2 separate regions of the Homo sapiens genome follow, and region 2 is linked to region 1. Evidence: read pairs that join two places in POLR2A ChIA-PET (ENCODE). Cell type or tissue: OCI-LY7. All regions are shown on one strand. Each heading gives the region's core, and the rest is flanking DNA. Links, peaks and the distances in the headings are about the cores only. Region 1 overlaps GCSH (glycine cleavage system protein H). Region 2 overlaps PLCG2 (phospholipase C gamma 2).

What was found. ChIA-PET counts read pairs that join two places held together with the same protein. Peaks named below come from ENCODE experiments on the same cell type or tissue, not always from the same donor. Only the 100,000 strongest peaks of a DNase experiment are listed, where the experiment ranks them.
Region 2: POLR2A ChIA-PET joins it to region 1 with 5 read pairs; 1 of 35 experiments calls an interaction of 5 or more read pairs at or near these places.

The regions. Positions count from the first base shown.
Region 1 is chr16:81,091,594-81,094,505 of GRCh38, reverse strand. All of the region lies in intron 1 of GCSH (glycine cleavage system protein H), which reads left to right. Among named protein-coding and RNA genes, the nearest start is that of GCSH, 3.3 kb to the left of the region's middle. In OCI-LY7, for the core only: no CTCF peak of the experiment used is centred there; no DNase peak of the experiment used is centred there.
Region 2 is chr16:81,835,569-81,838,480 of GRCh38, reverse strand. The region is part of intron 2 of PLCG2 (phospholipase C gamma 2); the gene reads right to left. Among named protein-coding and RNA genes, the nearest start is that of PLCG2, 58 kb to the right of the region's middle. RefSeq lists an enhancer at 1,309-1,498. In OCI-LY7, for the core only: no CTCF peak of the experiment used is centred there; DNase peaks (open chromatin) are centred at 890 and 1,610; H3K4me3 peaks cover 2,500 bases; H3K27ac peaks cover 2,500 bases.

The DNA of each region.
Region 1 (2,912 bases), core at 180-2,679:
TGAGATGGAGTCTCGCTCTGTCGCCCAGGCTGGCATCCAGTGGCAGGATCTTGGCTCACTGCAACCTTCGCTTCCCGGGTTCAAACACTTCTCCTGCCTCAGCCTGTGGAGTAGCTGGACGACAAGAGCACACCTCCATCTCAAAAAAAAAAGAGAAGAAAAATTGACTAATACTAATATAAAATATTTTATCTGACTAGTGACATTGAAAAAGGAAAATGCAAAATTTTCATAAATTGCTCACAACTCCTAATTTTCCGAGGCCAAAAACCACCTTTTTCAAGGCCCAGTTAGAAAGTAATTATTGTCCAGGCACGGTGGCTCATGCCTTTAATCCCAGCACTTTGGGAGGCTGAGGCGGGCGGATCACCTGAGGTCAGGAGTTCAAGACCAGCCTGGCCAACATGGTGAAACCCTGTCTCTACCAAAAATACAAAAAATTAGTCGGGCGTGGTGGCACGTGCTTGTAATCCCAGCTCCTTGGGAGGATGAGGCCGAATCACTTGAACCCGGGAGGCAGAGGTTGCAGCGAGCCTAGATTGCACCACTACACTCCAGCTTGGGCGACAGAGTGAGACTCTGTCTCAAAAAAAGAAAGTAATTATTTACCTAATCTATCCACTTCTTCCTGTCGGGCCAAGGGTTAAAGGAGAATTGTACTAATCATTGCCTTTAGCCTAAACAGCATGCTTAGTAAAATAAAGACTTAGGTCTTTGAATCACTGCAACCTCTGCCTCCCAGGTTCAAGTGATTCTCCTGCCTCAGCCTCCAGGGTAGCTGGGATTATAGGTGCCCGCCACCATACCCGGCCAATTTTTTGTATTTTAGTAGAGACGGGGTTTCACCATGTTGGCCAGGGTGGTCTTGAACTCCTGATCTCAGGTGATCTGCCTGCCTCGGCCTCCCAAAGTGCTGGGATTACAGGCGAGAGCCACTGCTGTTGGCCAGGACTGAGGGGTAACATTACCTGTAATGTTGCCGTCTCCCTCTAAACTTGGGGCCAACAATTTTCTTTACACCCAAATGTTTGAGACACTAACTGCTCCTTGTTAAGGAGAATTGTACTAATTACAATTAGTAATTGCTCGGTTGCTAAAATGAGGGTCACAGCAGCCTTACTCCTAAAATTATCTTCACAGGTAGGCAAGATGGCAAGGTCAAAGAAGGTAGTCTCAGGTGGTGTTTATAGTTGTCCAGTGCTTACTTTGAAAAGGTGTTTTAGCTTCAAACTGCTCATAATTGGCATATAACCGGCGATTTGTAGCAGAGTGAGAGAATTAAGTGTTAAAGACAAATAACTATATACTATCTATTTTCCTCAGAATCCTCTTAATAAACTTTAAAAAATCACGTCATTCTGCAACTTTTTTTTTTTTTTTTTGGAGATGAAGTTTCGCTAGTCGCCCAGGCAATGGTGCAATCTCGGCTCACTGGAATCTCCGCCTCCCAGGTTCAAGTGATTCTCCTGCCTCAGCCTCCCAAGTAGCTAGGATTATAGGCGTGTACCACTACACCTGGCTAATTTTTGTATTTTTAGTAGGGACTTGGTTTCACCATGCTGGCCAGGCTGGTCTTGACCTCCTTACGTCAGGTGATCCGCCTGCCTTGGCCTCCCAAAGTGCTGGGATTGCAGGCATGAGCCACTGTGCCCGGCCTGCAACATGATAATTTAAGGGGAAAAATATATATATTTTTCTCCCAAAGTGTTGAGATTACAGGCATGAGCCACCACGCCCAGGGATTTTTTTTGTTTGTTTTTTTTGAGACTGAGTCTTGCTCTGTTGCTTAGGCTGGAGTGCAGTGGCGTGATCTCAGCTCACTGCAACCTCTGCCTCCTGGGTTCAAGCAATTCTCATGCCTCAGCTTCCCAAGTCGCTGGCATTACAGGAGTGTGCCACCACACCTGGCTAATTTTTGTATTTTTTTAGTAGAGATGTGGTTTCACTATGCTGGCCAGGCTGGTCTCAAACCCCGGACCTCAGGTGATCCACCCGCCTCGGCCTCCCAAAGTGCTGGGATTACACGCATGAGTCACTGTGCCTGGCCTGCGACATGATAATTTAAGGAAAAAAAAAATTATTTCATTCCTTCAGCTTTTGAGTGCTTGCTATGTGGCAAGCACTGTATTTAAAATTGGGAAAACAAATGAAAATAAGATAAACCTTGCTGTTTCTTGGTGGGTACACAGCCTACTTCCTGGGGAGACTGACAGATGATCTCTAGTATGTTCAGCACCGTGTGTGTGCTGGGGGATAGTGGTACAGGGTGCCGTAAGAGCATGTTGGCTGGCCTAAGAACCTAGACTTGGTTAGACAAGCCTTTGGGCAGGAACGGACTTCTGAATCTAGACCGGAAGTAGTTAGTAAAGATGGTAGGGAGAGTCTTTCAGTCAAAACACAGTGTACACATCTTAAACTTTCTTACCTGAACGTCAGAGTGACCTGAAACATTCAGTTCTTTGAAGTGGAATGAAGCAAAATAAATTTCTTAGTGACACATTTTTTGACTTCTTCCACTGAAGGGGTATGAACTTTAGAAAGTTTCATAATTAAGGGGAAAAGAAAGCAATATTGAATTATATACTTGGCTAGGCACGGTGGCTCACACACTATTATCCCAGCACTGTGAGAGGTTGAGGTGGGAGGATCATGAGCTCAGGAATTTGAGACCAGTCTGGACAACATAGACCCCCCCATCTCTACAAAAATAAAAAATAAAAATAATAATTATACACTCTACTTACGTTGTGCTGCGTATCAGAGCTGTAACCAAAGCAATTGAATGCTGTTTTAAGTACTACTATCCTTTGGGTAAGGGGTAAAATGAGCCAGTGAGGCCTCTTTAAAACAGTATTTGAGTTAACCATTTTTCTATGAACTTACGTTGCATTGTTTTTAGAAAAATACTTGGT
Region 2 (2,912 bases), core at 211-2,710, 740 kb before region 1:
CTTCCAGCTTCATCCATGTCCCTGCAAAGGACATGAACTCATTCTTTTTTATGTCTGCAAGTTATATTTTAATAAAGACATTTCATATCTTTCAGGCTGGCAACGGCGGCTCATGCCTGTAATCCCAGCACTTTGGGAGGCCAAGGCAGGCAGATCACATGAGGCCAGGAGCTCAAAACCTGCCTGGGAAACATGGTGAAACCCCATCTCTACTAAAAATATAAACATTAGCCAGGCATGGTGGCAGGTGCCTACAGTCCCAGGTGCTTGGGAAGCTGGGAGGTTGAGGCAAGAGAATCACTTGAACCCAGGAGGCAGAGGTTGCAGTGAGCCAAGATCAAGCCAGTGCACTCTAGCCTGGGCAACAGAGCCAGACTCCGCCTCAAAAAAAAAAGAAAATTAGTATCTTTCAAAGACAGACATGTTAAAATTTTGGAAATGGAATTGGTGTAAGAAATCATTACATTGCTTTAGTCTCTTGACTATGATGGCAGATATAGGATGCTATGCATGTGACCAAATTGTACATAACTAAATACACACAAGTACAAGGAAAATGGGGGAAAATCTGAATAAGACTGGTAGTGGGTTCTATGAATGTTGTGAATGTTAATATCCTGGCTGTGATACTGCACTACAGGTTTGCAAGATATTACCATTGGGGATAATTGGGTAACGTTCACATGAGATCTCTCTGTATCATTTCTTACATCTTTATGTGATTCTTCAATTATCTCAACAAAAATTCCAATGGAAAAAAATGCACAGCATCAAGGAGAAAAAAAAAAAAAAAAAACACATGTTGGTACCAAACAGATGTTCTTGTCATAATCAGGAAGACGGAAAGGGAACTGAGAAGGAAACCACACTCCCAACCTTGGTTCAGGCTCCCTAGGCACTGCCTGTTGTTAACGCTTTGCCATGGCACCCACGACACGGGGGTCCCTGCGGAGAGCATCCCTTACTCCTCCCAGGGGATTCTACCAGCCACCTCTGGGCTCCGCCTTCTGCCAGGACCCGTCCTATTTCCCGCCCAGCTAGAAATAGATGTTCATGCAGCCTCCTGATAAGCTGGGCACTGAAACCCAGAGGAAGTGGCCTGCAGGGTGCCCACTCGTTTGGAAAAGGCAAAGGTCACACAGCTATAGAAGCCAGCTGGGACCACAATTCCTAGGAATGTCAGCAAGGAGTTGAGGTAGTCTGAGAACTGGCAGAAGAGTAAATGCAGACTTCCCTTTCAACAACAGCCTTTCATTTGATCACACACTTTTCTGACTTCCATCTGAAGCAGCACTGCATGTATATGTATTCTCGTTCTTTGAGTTTGCTAGTTTGTCTTTTTTTGTTTTTGTTTGCTTTTTACAGCAAGAGAAAGGTTCTCAAAATACAGACAACTACCTTAACTTGGATGGCCTGGAATAAATTCTAGAGTTGTAACTGATGTTGAGTCTTCCCATGGAGAACGCTGGTCCTCAACTTCCTACTAAGGACCTTTCGGCTTCAGAGAAAACCAAACAGGAGGAAAGGGAAGGGAAACCACATGCACAGAAACACTGAGTACATGCCCGTGTGCACAGCAGGGGTCCTGACACCTGTGCACTCATGTAAGGCTGAGATGACTGTCTTCCTTCCACAGGTGGGGAGGCTGAAGCAGAGAGAGTCACTGACTCATTCAAGGTCACAATGGTTGAGCCAGAACTTGAACCTGAATGGCCAGGCTCCAAAGTTTGCACTCGTTTTTGAGACATAGTGTTGCTCTGTTGCTGAGGTTGGAGTGCAGTGGCACAATCTCAGCTCACTGCACCTCAGCCTCCTGAGTTCAAGCGATTCTCCTGCCTCAGTCTCCTAAGGAGCTGGGACCAAAGGAGTGTGCCATCATGCCCGGCTAACTTTTGTATTTTTGTTGGAGATGGCGTTTCACCATGTTAACCAGGCTGGTCTCAAACTCCTCACCTCAGGTGATCCACCCACCTCACCCTCCCAAAGTGCTGGAATTACAGGCATGAGTCACCTTGCCCGGCCCAAAGCTTGCACTCTTAACCACTACCAAGGGAAGGATGAAACGAGAAGCCAAGATCCAAAGTGCTCTCCCCTGCAGACAGCAAAAACCTCTTGGCTCCACCAGTGGGAATACGAGTCCATGGCTGACACGTGGGCCAATACAGGGCACCAGGAGATCCACGATCCAGTCCCACTGCCACTACCTTACTGTGTGACCTTGGGAGAGTCATTTTACCTCCCTGGGCCTCAGTTTCCCCCTCTGAGAAATGCAGGGATTGGGTCAGCTGTGTCATTTGGATAGTCTCTAGGGTATGAAAACACTAGTTGACACCAATTCAGGATGAAAATGACTCTGGTCTTGTCCTTGGTGGCCCTGGAAAGAAAGTATAAACGGGTAATGTTGGGGGTTGAACTGCATCCCCCAAAAACATACATAGAAGTCCAGTCCCTGGTATGTGTGAATGTGGCCTTCTTTGGAAATAGGGTCTTTGCAGATGTAGTCAAGATGAGCTCATGCTGGATTAGGGTGGGTCCTAACCCAAGACTACTGTCCTTGTAAGAGGGAAATTTGGACAGAGACACACTCAGAGGGAGAGATGGGAGTGCCAATATCCACCAGCCAAGGGACACCCAGGGTCACCAGCAGCTACCAGAGGCCAGGAAGAGGAGAGGAAGGATCCTCCCCTAGAGCCTCCAGCGGGAGCACTGCCCTACCAACACCTTGATTTCAGACTTCTAAGCTCCACACTGCAAGGGAATAAGTACATTTCTGTTTTAAGTCCCTCATTTTGTGGCACTTGTGTTATGGCAACCACAGGACACTAATATAGGTAATAACATGGTTTTCCTATTATCTTCAATTATTATCATTATTATTATGATTATTATTATTATTATATTTGAGACCGAGT